2 separate regions of the Mus musculus genome follow, and region 1 is linked to region 2. Evidence: chromatin loops called from intact Hi-C (ENCODE). Cell type or tissue: heart. All regions are shown on one strand.

What was found. Hi-C counts contacts between places; a loop is a spot of excess contacts. Peaks named below come from ENCODE experiments on the same cell type or tissue, not always from the same donor. Only the 100,000 strongest peaks of a DNase experiment are listed, where the experiment ranks them.
Region 1: it touches region 2 in a loop (2.2-fold over the local background); 2 of 42 quality-filtered maps call a loop at or near these places.

Annotation. Positions count from the first base shown.
Region 1 is chr7:28,176,294-28,184,293 of GRCm38, reverse strand. Fbl (fibrillarin) reads right to left here. Exons shown (of 9, transcript NM_007991.3): 6 at 7,019-7,151; 7 at 5,977-6,089; 8 at 5,251-5,396; 9 at 5,025-5,163. The coding sequence ends at 5,139. It overlaps Dyrk1b (dual-specificity tyrosine-(Y)-phosphorylation regulated kinase 1b), which reads right to left and starts at 3,978. Exons shown (of 11, transcript NM_001271370.1): 1 at 3,868-3,978; 2 at 2,622-2,785; 3 at 1,814-1,933; 4 at 1,527-1,715; 5 at 1,083-1,230; 6 at 1-53. The coding sequence starts at 3,946. In heart, no CTCF peak of the experiment used is centred here; DNase peaks (open chromatin) are centred at 2,727, 4,343, 4,863 and 6,323; H3K4me3 peaks cover 2,280 bases; H3K27ac peaks cover 1,879 bases.
Region 2 is chr7:28,274,511-28,282,510 of GRCm38, reverse strand. It overlaps Eid2b (EP300 interacting inhibitor of differentiation 2B), which reads right to left and starts at 4,805. Exons shown (of 1, transcript NM_001177427.1): 1 at 2,382-4,805. The coding sequence starts at 4,730. The coding sequence ends at 4,275. In heart, a CTCF peak has its summit at 4,858; a DNase peak (open chromatin) is centred at 4,780; H3K4me3 peaks cover 1,018 bases; H3K27ac peaks cover 801 bases.

The sequences.
Region 1 (8,000 bases), 98 kb after region 2:
CTCAAACACCAGGCACAGGTGATTCCGGAACATGAAGTGCCGCTTAAGGTGTACTGCGGGCAACGGTGACAGTGGGGAACAGGTTAGACACACTGATGGCAGGTGGCTTGGGACTTCACAGTGACCACCTCTGGTAACCTGCAGTGAGCCCTCAGGTGTTTCTACACCAACTCACTGGACTTCCAAGGCATGTTAATTCTCTTGCGTCTCTCACACCTTCCAGTTCCAAAACCCCAAAGGATGATATAATCTAGGGTTACTCTAGCGTAGATTATGGGATGACCAAAGGGCAGCAGCACGCTTGCCTAGCAAGCACAAGGCCCAGGGTTCAGGCCCCAGCACTGCAAAGGGAAATAAAAGGTACTGTTCCCTCCTAATAAAGCGTCAAAACAGCTCCACATTTACTCACTTCATTTGACAACACTGAATCAGGCCTGGGGTGTAGGCATGGAGACCCAGGTCTTTGTACACTGATGCACGAAGACTGTTAGCTCAAGGTTCATCTGGATATATTTACTGAGACCCTATCTCAAAATAGTCAAGTAACAAAAGGTCTGGAGATGTTCTGGGGTGGGGATGGTTGAGGGGAGGACCTGTTTGCCTATTACATATAAAGCACTGGGCTCGATCCCCAGAATAGCAAAGCAAAACCTCCAAAAGTATCACCATCACCAAAACCCGAACTACCAAAAGAGCCTGCTCTCGTCTTTGCTGTGTCTACCCATGTGCCAAGGGATACTGGCTGTCCTCTACAGAGTCCCTTTCCAGAGGAACTGAAGACTGGGACATATCTCAAGAGCCAGAGCTCTAGAGGCCACTGCTTTTCACATCCTCAGCTGTTGAGTCTGATGTGAGAGCACTGAGTGCCTCAGTCTCTCCAACATGTACTCAGAGCTGCCCCGTCCCTCACCAGCTGCGGGGAGGTAATTCAAAGCAAGGGTTTGCAACACAATCTGGCCCTCAGTGAGCACAAGAGAGAAATCCTGAGCACAGCAGGAGAATCAAAGGATGAGAAGCCCAAAGACCCTCGTGGAGGTCTCTCTCCCACAGGCACCCTGCACCTGCCCAAGCCCAGGCCTCACCTATGTAGTACTTCATCTCTGTATCATGCTGGTTCATCAGCTCCAACAGCCGTAGCTCAATCTGTGCCTGGTTCAGGAAGGCCTTTTTGTTCTTGATGATCTTGATGGCCACCAGCTCCTGAGTCTGGTGATCATAGGCTTTCACCACCTGTCGAGACAAGGAGAGTTACCTGGGAAGGTGGGAGGCCCACCAGCCACACCTTTCTAACAACTCACAGCCCAGTGCTCACATCCCTTATACTGGATACAAAATAACAGTTTTCTTACAAGAAGCCTTGTGATTTATACTCATACAGAACTAAGAGGGAAACTAAGTGGCTTGACTGGCTGGTCCAGGACAGAACTTGCAGCAAGTGAACCAGTGAACCACTCGGGGAGGAGGGAATGTTGGGAATGTTAGTGGTTGTCTGCATCCAGATACTGGATGAGTGGGGAGTCCCACACCTGGCCAAAGGAGCCTTTGCCAATAAGAGAGTCAATCTCATAGCGCTCTAGCCAGCGCTCGCCACTGCGCACAATGTAGTCGTGGTTGTCGTCATCATAACCGTGGTTCAGGACCTTCTTCTCCTTTTTGGTGCTCGAGTCCTGGGGTGGCGCCTGTTGGGCCCGCCGCTTCTTCTTCGCATAGTATACCTGCTCAGGCAGCCAGGAAACCGGACCCTTAAGTGACCCGGGCAAGAAGCCAGGACCCTTTGCAACACCCAACCAGGGAAGTCCATTCCCCGCTTTACCTCATTGATGTGCTTGTAGGTCTTGATGAGGTCCACCGAGAGCTTGCGCAGCGGGGCTGAGGCCGCATCCCGGAAGGCCAGGGGCAGTCTCCGGGGCAGGAGCCGCACATCAGGTAGTACCTGTGGTAGAGCGGAGCAGATGCTGAGCACAAGCCTTCACCTCAACTTCCAGGGAGAGAATGGGAAAGCTGACGACTCACTGACCATGCCTACATTTCTCTAGCTCCGATCCCACCTGTAGAGCACAAGCACACTGTGTGGGCTCCCCATTCATCTGTTCATTATGTGAAATGAGTGATTTACCTCTGGCCTTCCATTCTGCCCCAGGTCAGCTCTTTTGCTCCATATCTGGGTGTTTACCCCTGAATCTTTGCACCTGAGACCACCATTATGGGGAACCATGCCAATGAATTCCCTGTATCCATGTCCTCACTCTCAAGTGAGTGTTTCTGCCCAGTTACAAAGCTCCTGGACTGGGTTAGTCTCCCTGGTCTCAGCTTATTCTCATTTCCACCCCCCTCGACATCTCTCTCATGCCCCTTACTCCAGACCTCGTTCTTGTTGTGAACCTTCAGACCTGTGTTCCTGTCTGCTCTGTGCCAGTGACAGTTCTGACCCAAGACACACATTACACTTCAAAACCATGCTGTGAGAGGGCAGGCCACGGAGAAGCTCAAGGATTCCGTCCTCAGCAGGAATGAGGGTGGACTGTGAGGCCTCCAAAGTCCCCAGAGATCCTCCAACAATCATGCTCTTGTCTGGAGACCCTTCAATCCTCAGGCAGGTGAGAAGCCAGCTGAATGCCTACCTGTGTGTGTTCCTGGGGCCCCGGAAAGCCAGAGAAAGGACCATGGCCTGGTGGGACGGCCATGGTGGGCTCAGAGGGCCGCAGGGGCGTGAGGCCTGGAGCGGGAGCCCGGCCGGGGGGCGCCTTCTCGCATCCTGCACCTCGGCTGCCACCGCCGCTGAGACCTGAGAGCAGGTAGGAAGTGGGAAGACAACATGGAACAAGAAGGCATGTAGGTCAGGGTCAGTCAGAAGAGGTGGGTATGAGTTAGGGGCAGGACCAGGGGGAGACAGGGGACAGGGCAGAGCACCAGCACCAGGTAGCCATGTACAAACAGAAAGGGTAGCAAGTGGGTTAGCACAGCGTGTCTCTCAACAAATGAGGAGCCAAAAAAAATGAATGAAGCATCACATCCAGAGATGTAAAAGGGAGCCATCAGAGCCAGACAGGGGTGGGAGAGGGTGGGTACAAGGCCAGGGCAGGAGGGATAGAAAGAGGCCAGGAATTAGGAGAGCAAAAGAAGGCAGAAACCGTGTAGAGTCTGGGCAGTAGAACTCAGTCCTTCAAAATTTTACTGGTGGCCAGCCTGAGTCCCTCAGATAAGGCCCCGCCCTCACACCGTCTTCCCTCAACACCAAGGGCCCAATTTCAAGCCCAGTCTACCCACTAGTTTCTTTCTATTCTAAAGAACATAGCAGTCCTTATGGACCTCCCAGCAAACCCAAGGTTATCTGAGAACTCCTTTACATGCAAGCTATAGATGTTTCAACCACCTCGGCACTTTCCCCTGGGACCGACTCCATACTCCAAGACCGCTCCCTGCTCCCTATATGAGGTCTCTGGAACCAGAGATCCTTCTTTTAAGCAGTCTATATTTATCCCACTAGGATTCCCCCATTACTCCAAGACCCCTACTCCTCAGGAAAACAAGGGAGAGGTGTCATTTTTCAACATCTAAGAGTCACGGTCTTTTTCTTCTTTACCCTGAGGTCCTTGCTAGCTCCTCTATTTCTACGCTGGGTCATTCCACAATTGAGCCTATTCCTAGAAGGGCCTGACAGCCAAATCCCTAAATATCGCACAAGACTTCACTCACTAAAAGTGTCCTTCGGAACAAAATCCCCTTCTTAGGAGCCTCCCCCTTGTCAGATCCCCTTCTATGCTATGTCTTGCCACTCCAGGTCCCCTTTATTGGGGCTTCACAGATAAACAACCTCTTCCCGAGCCCTCCCACACTAGGACCAGCTCTTACAGCTCCCACCCCTACCCGGGTCAGGGATGGCGCTGGGCCCACGGGGGGCTGGAGCGCGATGGGGACCCCAGTGCGGTGGGCGAGCGGCCAGCATGGCGGCGGTGGTGGTGGCGGCGGCGATGAGGAGGTGGCCGCCTGTCCCCGGCCCGGCTAGCCTAGCCAGCCCCGCGGCGGTGAGGGCAAGCGGGACAGGCGGCCCGGTGGGTGACAACAGCAGCCGCCGCCACTGCCACCGAGGGGGAGGGGCGGGGAAAGGAGGGGACGAGGGTCAGACCAGGGCACGCGGGGGAAGGGGACAGCAGGTGGACGGGGGAGGGGCGGGTTAACCCTCGCCCTACGGCCCAGCCCCGCCCCGCGTGGCCACCCGCCCCCAGGGACCCTGGCGTCCCGCCCCCCACCCGGCAGGCCCGCCCCGGCCAGTGGAGTCCCGGCGGGCGGGGCCCAAGAGAGCCCGGCAGGCCGCACCTCCCATGGCAACAACCGCGCCATTGGTTGTTGCTGCCAAGAGCTTAACCAATTAGCACTCAGGGCAGCTGTTGCTAGGCGACAGCGAAGCGGCCAGCGCAGCCGAGCCCAAACAAAGGGCGGGAGTGGGGCCTGGCTGCCCCCTCCCCGACTCCCTCTCAGGACGGCTCCCTCGGGCTCAGCCTCTTCCAGGAATCCAGCTATGAAGAGCCGGACTCCGCTGCAACGGCCCAAAGCCCCCTCCTTTCCCTTGCTAAATCTCGCGGGGACGGGCAGGGCGGTTCCCGGCCTGCCCCCCACCCAAGCGTGCCGCCCCGCCCGTCGCAGCACCCTTACCTGAGGGCGTGGGTAAGGGGATTCAAACTGCTCGGGGAGCCCGAGCTCAGACCTGCCCACTGGCTGAGGGTGTCCGGTGGACGCGGCGAGCCAGGGCCCCGATTACCCAGTAATGCAACCAGCAAAATGGCGACCACAACAAACCGGCCCCCCTGCCCCGGCTCCGCCCCCACATCATTCACGTGACCTAGCGGAGCACAGTGCGCCTGCGCCTTAAGGGTGCTGAGCCGCGCACGTGCGGAGCAGCCACCAATGGAGCATGCACCATGTGACCGGATGAAACTTTCCAGGCACCACCCCCCGAAGCACACAAAGTTGATCAAGGGCGCATGCGTCTCGAGGCCACTTAGCAATAGGCACCAGACAGGGGAGACAGATGAGTCTTTTAATAGAAAAACAAAACAACTCCCCCGCCCCCAAAAAATCACAAGCCACACGTGCAACAGTAACAACACACATCTCTTCAATCCAGACAGCTCTGAGTTTCAGTTCTTCACCTTGGGAGGTGGCCTGTGAGGAAATCAGAGGGGGTCGAGTTGTAACCACTTTTGGCTTCTCAGGGCCACAGGTAAGGGAGAGGTCTGTTGTGACACTCACCTGTACACACCGACAACCACGGCGTGGTCTCGCTCATAAGGCTCTAGCGTCAGCTGCTCCTGCGGCTTCATGTTCTCCTGCTGCATCTTCTTCACTTCAGATGCAAACACAGCCTCTGCTGACGCAGTGGAGTCAATGCAGTTGGCCTAGAAAGGAGTCAGGACTAAGTTACAGATTTGGAGACCCAGGCTTTCCCAATTTTCTAACTTCATTAAAGAAGTTTTAATTTGGCTCACATTGGAAACAGGTTATTTCATTTATCTAAGGCAGTGTTTAAGGTCAGGAATTTTCTTCCATATCCTGGAAGCCCAGCTGGCAAAAACAGAACAAATGTAGCAATAGCAGCCTGGTCTACAGAGTTGAGTTCCAGGACAGCCAGGGCTATACAGAGAAAACTCTGTCTTGAAAAAACAAAAACAAAACAAAACAAAAAAAAAACCCAAAAACAAGTGTAGCAATAGGTTGGCCAGTTTTGAACATGGTGAGGATGCGCGAGAGTTTTCCCTATTTAAAATTAAAATGTTTTGAAAAATGTACCTGCTGCAGTTAATATTGTACCCCACAATCTGCTCCAAATGCTTAGCAGCTATCAGTCTTTATTTCAGCCATAAGGAGGACTAATAAACAAGTCAGATAGGCTAAGGCGCCATAACCTGCTCAGCCACAGAGACAAAGCACCCACACCACACTCTAGGGTTACTCAACCTTACATGGCAAGACCCATACCTTAATGGAAATCACAAAGTGTCCTCCATTCCGCAGGAAGGTGTGGGCGTTCAGGGCCACAATTCGGGTTTGGTCTGGCTGGGCCACATCGGCAAAGATGACATCCACCATTGCTAAGGAAAAAAGGGACAGCGGTTACTACAAACAAGGCAGCAGAGAGCTCCCCAGAGCCTCCCAACAGGGCCTGTGCTCCTTCACCACCAGGTTCCTGGGACTCTCTTGCCTCCAGTCTTACCCCCCACCACACAGCCTCCCTCCAAAGCACCCCAAAGGTGGATCCAGAACACGAAAGTCACATCACTCATCCACTCCTGTTGTAAACCAATGGTTGCCACCTACTCTGTGGCCAGCCCTGGGCTGGGCGTGGGGGACACAGAGACGAGTCAGACCCGGACCCTGCCCTCGAGATCCTCCCGGGTCTGGGGGGAGACAGACATGTCATCAAAAAGACAAGTAAATGTGAGCAGTTAAAGACGAGTCGTGGGCAGGGCTGTCAGATGACAAGGACCAGAGGTGCACTGAGAAAATGCACAGGAAAAAAACCAAAAACAAAGCCAAACCCCATAAAAAACCAAACCAAACAACCAAAACCCCATAAAAACCAAACCAAACCAAACCAAACAGTGCAATGGAAAGGTAATGCTTTAAGGTAGCGTGACTTAAAACTACAACAAAGAGTGTGATGGAGTGAAAACGCCCTTTAAGGATTTGGAAAAGCAATGACAAGTACCGAGTACCTCTGGGAGAACTCACACCCTCTCTACTTTTATACTAGACCTTAGAGGTGTTTTTAAAAAACAAAGCCATTGGGTTATACTTGCTGTGGTCAGGGCTGGAATCTCATCAGACAATGGCTTTAAAACACAAACCAGGGCAGTGTAAAAAAGGCGCCAAGTGTTAGAGGGGAACAAAACTGATCCTGGACACAATCTCCACCTGCAGGTCCTCACACTGCCGCAGTGAAGAGGCCTGCTCGCCACTCTAACTCCACCTAAGTCAGGCTCCATCAGCATCCTCCCCGGGGCCACTCCCGGGCCCTCACCGATAAGCATGCGGTATTTGTGTGGGTGTCGAGCATCTTCAATTACAGGAATAATGTTAGTCCTCTTCTTGGCCAAGTTGATGAGGTCACGGCCAGAGCGGTGGGAGAACTCAACTGCGTAGACCAGACCATCCTAAAATTAAGCAAACATCTGTGAGCACACACTGGTGCTCCAGCACAGTTGCTAACACCGTGCTTGCGCCCCTCCTGTAGCAGGTTCTCATACCAGCAATCAAAACCCTGCTTTGAAATAACTATCATTATGTCTATAGCCCAGATGAATAAATGGTCCCAGAGACAAGTCATGAGCCACGGTTATTCATAAGCAGCAAAGCTTTAAGATCCCAATTTATCTGACCCACAAGCCCAGGCTCCCAACACAGGTAAAAATCCCGCATCCAGGGTAGTTAGAGACAAAGGAACAGAGCTCATGGCATTTGCAATGGACCAGTACTTGAAATATGGGATCCTATACTGCCACAAAGAACATAAGCTCACTGTAACTCAGTGTTAGCACACCTGCCTAGCCTTTCAAGAAGCCCTAGGCCCAACACCCAATACTGGATGGGGCTAGGGCAAAAAACTACATTTGGGGGACATTGTTTTGTCTGTGTGGAAGCCAGAGGACAGTGTGAAGCGACAATCCTTCAGGAACTCTACCCATCCTTTTTTCTTTTTCCTTGAGACAGGGTTTTTGTGTAGCTCTGGCTGTCCTGAAACTCACTGTGTAGATCAGGCTGTCCTCACGAGAACTCATGAGATCTGCTGCCTCTGTCTCCCCAGTGCTGAGATGAAAGGCAAAACCACCGCCTTATTTTTGAGACAAGGTTTTTCATGCGCTGATGGCTGGGCAGGCACCAGAGGCTGGCCTGCCACTGCACTCTCCTGCTGTCACTATGAGGGCATACTGCCACACCTGCTTTGTTGTAAAAGTGGATTCTGAGGGTCAAAATCAGGTCCTCATGGTTATGTGGCAACCAAT
Region 2 (8,000 bases):
AAAACTACTGAGCTTTTTTTTTTTTTTTTTTTTTAAAGATTTATTTATTTATTATATGTAAGTACACTGTAGCTGTCTTCAGACACTCCAGAAGAGGGAGCCAGATCTCATTACGGGTGGTTGTGAGCCACCATGTGGTTTCTGGGATTTGAACTCCGGACCTTCGGAAGAGCAGTCGGGTGCTCTTACCCGCTGAGCCATCTCACCAGCCCCCACTACTGAGCTTTTAAAAAAGATTTATTTAGTTATTGTATGTACATGTACAGCTGGTTGTGAGCCTTCATATGGTTGTTGGGAATTGAATTTTTAGGACCTGTGCTTGCTCCGGTTGCTCTGGTCGCCCCACTCACTCAGGTCAACTCCATTTGCTCAGTCCCAAAGATTTATTCATTACTATTAATAAGTACACTGTAGCTGTCTTCAGACACACCAGAAGAGGGCGTCAGATCTCATTACGGGTGGTTGTGAGCCACCATGTGGTTTCTGGGATTTGAACTCAGGAACTTCGGAAGAGCAGTCAGTGCTCTTACCCACTGAACCATCTCGCCAGCCCACTACTGAGTTTTAAAAAACTGTCTGAGGTGGTGTCACATGCATTTAATCTCAGCATTTCAGCAGGATCTTTGTGAACTAGAAGCCAGCCTGGTTTACATAGTGAGTTCCAGGCTAGCCAGGGTTACTACATGTGTAGTGAGATCCTATCTAAAAAATATAATTTATTGGGGGCTGGAGAGACGTCTCAGCGGTTAAGAGCACTGGCTGCTGCTCCTGAGTTCAATTCCCAGAAACCACATGGTGGCCCACAACCATCTGTAGTCATGAACTCTGGTCTCTTCTGCAAATATGCCAACAGAACACTCATATGCATAAATATTTTAAAAGTAAGTAAAAAAGATAGGGTTTATTTGTGAGATGTTGGAGGCAAGATGGTGCAGTGTAATGGATAAAGGTGTTTTGGACAAGCTGGATGCCGGGAGCCATTTACAAACAAAACCTCATTCACACCAGCCATAAATCCCAAAATATTCTTAGCAAAAAATGCTTCAAGACCTCTAAAAGCTTTAAAACCCAAGGCCATGGAGCAAATTGAGACGACCACGCGGCTGCATAAGATTTAGTGCAGACACCAAGTCCTTCATGTAGAGATTTAATGCAGGTCAAATAAAAATGCCACCCGTTTTGGTAAGAAATTGTCACACTGATCCTAATGTTGCATTATAGGAAAAAAAAAAAAAAGAAAGGCCAGGTGGTGTTGGCACACGCCTTCAGTCCCAGCACTCAGAAGGCAGAGGCAGGTGGATCTCTGAGTTTGAGGTCAGCCTGGTCTATGGAGTTCCAGCACAGCCAGGGTTACCCAGTGACCCTGTCTTGAACCCCTCTCCCTGTCAAAATAGGGGAGAGTACAAGTCTCTGAAGACCCGGTGCTCCCAGAGCTGCAAGTGTCCCAGTGAAGGCTGATGTCAGCATGTCCCTTTTACCATTCACAGTGGCCAACATTTTTCCCCCCAGATGGGGGTCTCACAATGAAGTGTCAGGCTAGCCCCAAACTCAACCATCCTGCCCTAGCTTTCTGAGTCTGAGACTGGAGCTGTCAACTATACTCGTGTGGCAAGGCCATTGTGCATCAGGCAGGAAGCAGCAAGGGTTGAGCCTGTACAGCTACAAACATCCCTGCAGGACAGAAGCATCAAATGCCGTCAAGGCTGAGAAACCATCCGTGACCTACTTCAGAGGGGTGGGTGAGTTAAAGGTTTACTGTGTGGTAATGCGCATGTGGAGAGTGACTGACACCTCTGGAGGGGCCAGCCCTTGCAGCTTCACATGGTTCCCGGGACCACCAGGCTTCTTGGCAAACCGTTTACCCACTGAGCACGTTTTCTAGTTCTCTGCTCAATTGCACAGGCTGCTCTAGACTTTTTATCGTTTGAAGATCTCACTATGGAACCAAGGTGGTTCTGGAACTTGGGTACACCAGGTTGGCCTCAAACTCATAGAGATCTGCTTGCTGCTGTGTGCAGGGATTGAGGTCATGTGCCGCCTGCCATCCCTGGCCTAAGCTCTGGACCAGCTTGTCTCAGCCTCCAGAGTATTTAGCATTGAGGTTACAGGGGTGTGCCATCACACCCATCTCCGACTGCCCCCCCCCCTTTAAAATATTTATTATATGTAAGTACACTGTAGCTGTCTTCAGATACCCCAGAAGAAGGCATCAGATCTCATTATGGATGGTTGTGAGCCACCATGTTGTTGCTGGGACTTGAACTCAGGACCTTCAGAATAGCAGTCAGTGCTCTTAGTGTGAGTTTTTCCCAAAGCCAAGACTGTTGTGGAGAAAGAGGCCCAGAGTTCCTTGGTGAATGGAAGTAGACAGAGGCACAAAGAGGGCAGGGAATCCTTAAGACAAACAGCAATGCTTTTGCCCTGTAACTGCTCCGTTTAAGTCTAAGGAAAGAGCAAACGCAACACAGAATGTTACCAAAGCAACGCCAGGGGCAGTGACCCACCCTTAGTTCCAGGACCTGGGAAGTAGATCAAGGAATTCGTCATCAGCCACAGTTCTGTGAAACCTCATCTCAAAAATCAACAACAAAGAAACAAACCAAAAAAACAAACAAAAAACCCCAATGAACAAACCCCAAAACAACCCCTTCCCCTCCTCCCACCCCCCAGAAAACCACATAATAGCTAGGTATGAGACAGGAGGATCTCTGTGAGTTCAAGGCTAGCCTGGTCTACCCATTTAGCAGGTTCTAGACCAGCCAGAGCTACAAAGAGAGACCCTATTTCCAACAACAAAAAATAAGACTGGAGACATGACTCAGTGGAGTGGGTTCAGTTCCCAGAACCAACATCGGGGCTCACAGCTGCCTGAAACTGTAGTTCTGGGAGACCCAACACCCTCTTCTGGTCTCCTCAGTCTCTTGCATGGACACGGTACACACGTATGCATGCAGGCTCACACACATACACATAAATCTTTAAAACAACCAAAAGGAAACATTTTCAAACAACCCAGATGTCCAGAAGACAACTAGTTCATTAAATATGTTGATACAGACTTAAATAGTAGTCATTAAAAAAAAAAACCTATATAGAATTACTTCCATGATAACTGAACATATCAAACCTCAGATGCTGATATATGTACGTACTATGTAGATTTGTTTACATTGCACGTGGATGTGCACCAGTGGTGCTTGGAGGAAATGGGTGTGGATTCTTCCACCTTCACCTCTTGGGTCCAGGGATCAAATTCAGTAATAAGGCTTAGCAGCAGACACCTTTAACCACTGAGCCAAAACCCTACCCTACCTTGATTCAGAAGGAATGGGAGCAGGGCAAGAAGGCTTGGGGTCCATCCTCAGCACCCAAGATTGGGGGATAACTAGACTGGTACCAGTTCATATATGCCTTATAAAATCTGTTTGAAAAACCCTACAGAAAACACAAATCTGTATGGATACCTATTTTCAATTTGGCAGATAAGTTTAACTTCCCATAGTATCTTTTGCAGAATTTGAGTCTTGTGTCTGTATTATTTAAATAATCACTCATCTATTTCCGCATGGTTACAACTACACAAGGTCTGGAAAAATATTCATCTCACAACACATACATGGTTTTCCCTATCTGAATATTTACAACTCGTCTACAGAACATCAAACACAAGAAGTAACGATACATGGATCTTGTCAGCTGACGATGGGACGACCCTCAATTCTGAAATGTCCAAGTGGTTTACAGCTTTCTTCTTACTCAGTAAAACCCGGGAGGAACAGAATCTAGCAAGCACATCCCCTGGTTTCTTCCCGCATCTCCGCTGATTTCTATGGTCTTTTTCATTGATATTTCTTAGACTTCATCTTTGCAAAACCATCGTCCTTCGCAGTGAAGCAACCATGATTTTCAACAAATGCAGGGGAGGGAAAGATTGCTGACAGTCACAAGGTGGAAGTCAGAAGAGTCCTCTTTGCTTGTCAGCCTCAAGCCTCAAGTGCCCTTCTCTCTCCCGGCCTGCTTCATTCCACCCTGCCCACGGCTGGATTCTGGCATGGATTCCCCACCTCATGACATTTGCCCAGACATCTGCCTTTGCCCTTGATTCTAGGAGTCACCTGACTTCCTGGCCACCAATCTTTTATTTTTATTTTTTATTTTTAAAAGACAGTCTCCTGTAGCCCAGGCTGGCCTCCAACTCGCTACATGGCGGAGGATGACCTTGAAGTCCGGTCCTCCGGCCTCCTTCCTCGGAGGTTATAGGTGAAGGCCACCCCTCAGTCGGCGTTGGGGCCGCGGGCGTCGGAGGCCGTGAGCGCCAGCATGAAGGCGCGGGCGTGCGAGTCCATCTGCGGGGGGTTGGCGTCGAAGGCCGCCTCCCTGGCCCTGCAGCCCTCCACGAACAGCCGGCGGCGCTCCTCGATTTCGTGGAGCAGCCTGGTGGGGATCAGGGGGTTGGTGTGCAGATAGTGTTGGAACATCCGCTGCTCGTACAGCTCTAGGAGGAGGAGCGGCGCGTGGACGTGCGGGATCGCCATCAGGCCCGCCACGCCGGGGAACTGCCCGGGAGCCAGGCCCGGGGCCGGCGCCATGGGCTGGGAGGCTGTGGCCAGCGGGTCTTCCTGGGCTTCGGGGACCGGACTGCCTCCGCCCAGTCCCACCTGCAGGACGTCGCCGACGCCGTTCATGGGGCTCAGGTCCGGGATCCTGCTCTCTCCGGGAAGCTCGGACATTGCCACCGTTGAATCCTCAGAAGCACCGGCTCCGGCGGCAGCGTGAAGATGTGCGCATGCGCGGGCCTCGGCGCCCTGGAAAACAAAAGTGCTTGCGCAAGGACGGGTGCCCGGACCTCTATCGCCCTCTAGGGGTGCCATGTGCCATTACCGCCACGGCCGCCTCAAGTTCTGAACCAGCAGGGGCGGCATCACATACTTTAATTTATTATTATTATTATTATTATTATTATTATTATTATTATTATTATTATTATTATTTTATTGCCTTGTTTGAGGCAGCGTCCATGTACATTTGGCTGGCCTGGAACTCATATATACACTCAGATCTGCCTGCTTCTGCCTCCAGAAAACTGGAATTAGCGGTGGTGGCGGCGCACGCCTTTAATACCAGCACTCCGGAGGCAGAAGCAGGTGGATCTCTGGAGCCAGATCCAGGACAGAGAAACCCCGTCTCAACAAACAAACAAACACATATATGGATGTTTTGTTACATATCTGTATATGTAAGCCATATGTGTGTCTGGATCCTAAGAAAATCTGAAGACGGTATCGGTAACTAGAGTTCCAGGGTGTTTGTGAACTGGGCTAGAGATAGCTCAGTGGCTGAGAACTTGCCTAGGGTGTAAGGTCTTGGGTTTGACCCCTATCTGAGAGACAGAGAAGAGAGAGAGGGGAGGGGGAAGGAAAGGTGGGGAGGGAGGAAGCAAGGTAGTTTTGAGCTACCACACAGGTTTTGGGAACTGAACCTGGGTTGTCTGAAAGAAAAAGTGCTTTTAATCTCCGGACTGTTTTTTAGTGTGTCTGTGTAAGTCGGAACCGTGCAGCTGTGGAGGTCAAGGTCAACGTCGTGGCCTTCTCTCCTTCCAACCTTATTGAACTCAAGGTGCTAGTCAGTTGTGCTCTACTCTGGCTTCTGTGTCACATTTAGCTTTGAGTGCGCACACGAGTTCGAGCCACGGCAGGTGTATGGAGATCAGAAGATAACTTTTAGGAGTCAGTTCCATCCTACCATGTGGACCCAAACTCAGGTTGTCAGGTTTGGCAAGTGAATGCCTCTACCTAGTGATCCATCTTGCTGGCATATTTTCTTCATTTTTGCTCGTTACGGTTGGTGTAGCCGTTTCTCTCGGCACTTCCATGCCTCTTTCCCCCACGCAGTGGCAGCACTTCCCTTACTTGAGTGTAATACACTGTTGAATCTCCTAGGGTGGCCACTGCCTGTCGATAATCTCAGAAAACAAGAGGGCTACCCGTGGTGGAGCACAGCTGCAATCCCAGTCTTTGGGAGGTAGAGGCAGGAAGATGAGATTATGTTCGTCCTGGGCTACTTGGCAAGTTCTAGGCCAGCCTGGGCTAATGTGAAAAGTGTGCTAAGAGTCTGAAATGCAGCTGTATCTCCGCCACGTAATCAACTCTGCACCTGCCTTCTCGTGCCTTTGAGGAACCCAGAGGCCACATGTCTCCAACCTGTCAATGCTGTCCCCAACACTCGCATCTGGAGCTCAAGCCTGTAACCCCAGCTACCTAGGTGTCCAATGCCGAAAAAGTTCAAGGGTAGCCTGGGCTACAGACTTCAAGGACAGTCTGGGCAACTAAGACCATGACTCAAAGTAAAAATAAGCCTAGGGTTAGAGGACCAGCGAGATGCTCAGCAGGTAATGCTGAGGATGTCTTCAGTTGCATCCCCTGGACCCACAGAGTGGGAGGAAGGCCAACTCCTGCAAGCTGTCTTCTGGCACTATGTATATACTGTGGGAGATGCACTCGTACTGCCTGGGAGTGTAGCTCAGTGGTGCTGCTCTGGGCTCAATCAGCACTTGAGGCTGAGGCAGGAGGAGCTCTGTGAGTTCAAGGTCACCCTGGTCTACATAGAGTTCTAATCCATCTAGGGCTACACACAGTGAGACCCTGTCATACACACAAAAAAGCTTGTTAGTAAAATTGAAAAGAATATAAAGACCATGCTGTGTTAGTCTCAACATGATCCCATAATTCGTCATGGTGCATCTGACATAACCTAGGATGGCATCTGTAGATTCTCGGTTTTGAAACAGGGTCTTGCTACAGAGCACAAGTTGTCCTCCAAGTTAGCACCTTCCTGCTGCTCCCTGCTGCTCCCTGCTGCTGCTGCTCCCTGCTGCTGCTGCTGCTCCCTGCTGCTCCCTGCTGCTGCTGCTGCTCCCTGCTGCTCCCTGCTGCTGCTGGGATTACAAGTTGTACCATGTCTGTTATGTTCATAACCTGAGGAGGCCTTTGACAAAATTCAACAAGCTTTCTTTTTAAAAATGTGTTATTTTTATTTATAGGTGTGTGCTTATGTACTTTTGTGTGAATGTGTATGTACACGTGTGTGGGTGTCTAACTCAGGGTTTCTATTCCTGCACAAAGCATCATGACCAAGAAGCAAGTTGGGGAGGAAAGGGTTAATTCAGCTTAGACTTCCATACTGCTGTTCATCACCAAAGGAAGCCAGGACAGGAGCTCACACAGGGCAGGAACCTGGAGGCAGGAGCTGATGCAGAGGCTCTGGAGGGATGTTCCTTACTGGCTTGCTTCCCCTGGCTTGCTCAGCCTGCTTTCTTATAGAACCCAGGACCACCAGCCCAGAGATGGCACCACCTACAATGGGCCCTCCCACCCTTGACCACTAATTGAGAAAATGCCTTACAGCTGGATCTCATGGAGGCATTTCCTCAAGGGAGGCTCCTTTCTCTGTGATAACTCCAGCTTGTGTCAAGTTGAGACAAAACCAGCCAGTATAGTGGGTGACCTTGGCATCCAGAAAAGAGGACTGGATCCACGGGAGTTGGAGTTGTAGGGTGGTTGTGAGCTGCCCAACACGGGTGCTGGTATCCAAATTCTGGTTCTCACGATTGAGCAGCAAGTGCTCCAGCTGCTGAGCCATCTCTCCAGCCCCGATAACCACTCCTTTCCTCTCTAGCTTTATGTGTGTGAGTGTTTTGCCTGCATGCATGCACGGCTGATGCCTGTGCAGGCCAGAATAGGACATCAGATCCCTCCCCTAGAGCTGGGATTGCAGATGTTTGTGATTGTGAGCTGCTGACATGTAATTGCTAGGAAGTGAACTAGGGTCCTCTGTAAGAGCAACAGTGCTCTTAATTATTGAGCCTTCTCTCCAGAGACTATGGATAGATGGCTATGGAAATCATTTTCACAAGTCATGGTCACTCACCACATTAAACAGAATGCAGTGGCCAAGGAGCCAAACAGAAGTCAGAGCAGGGCTGGAGAGATGGCTCAGTGGTT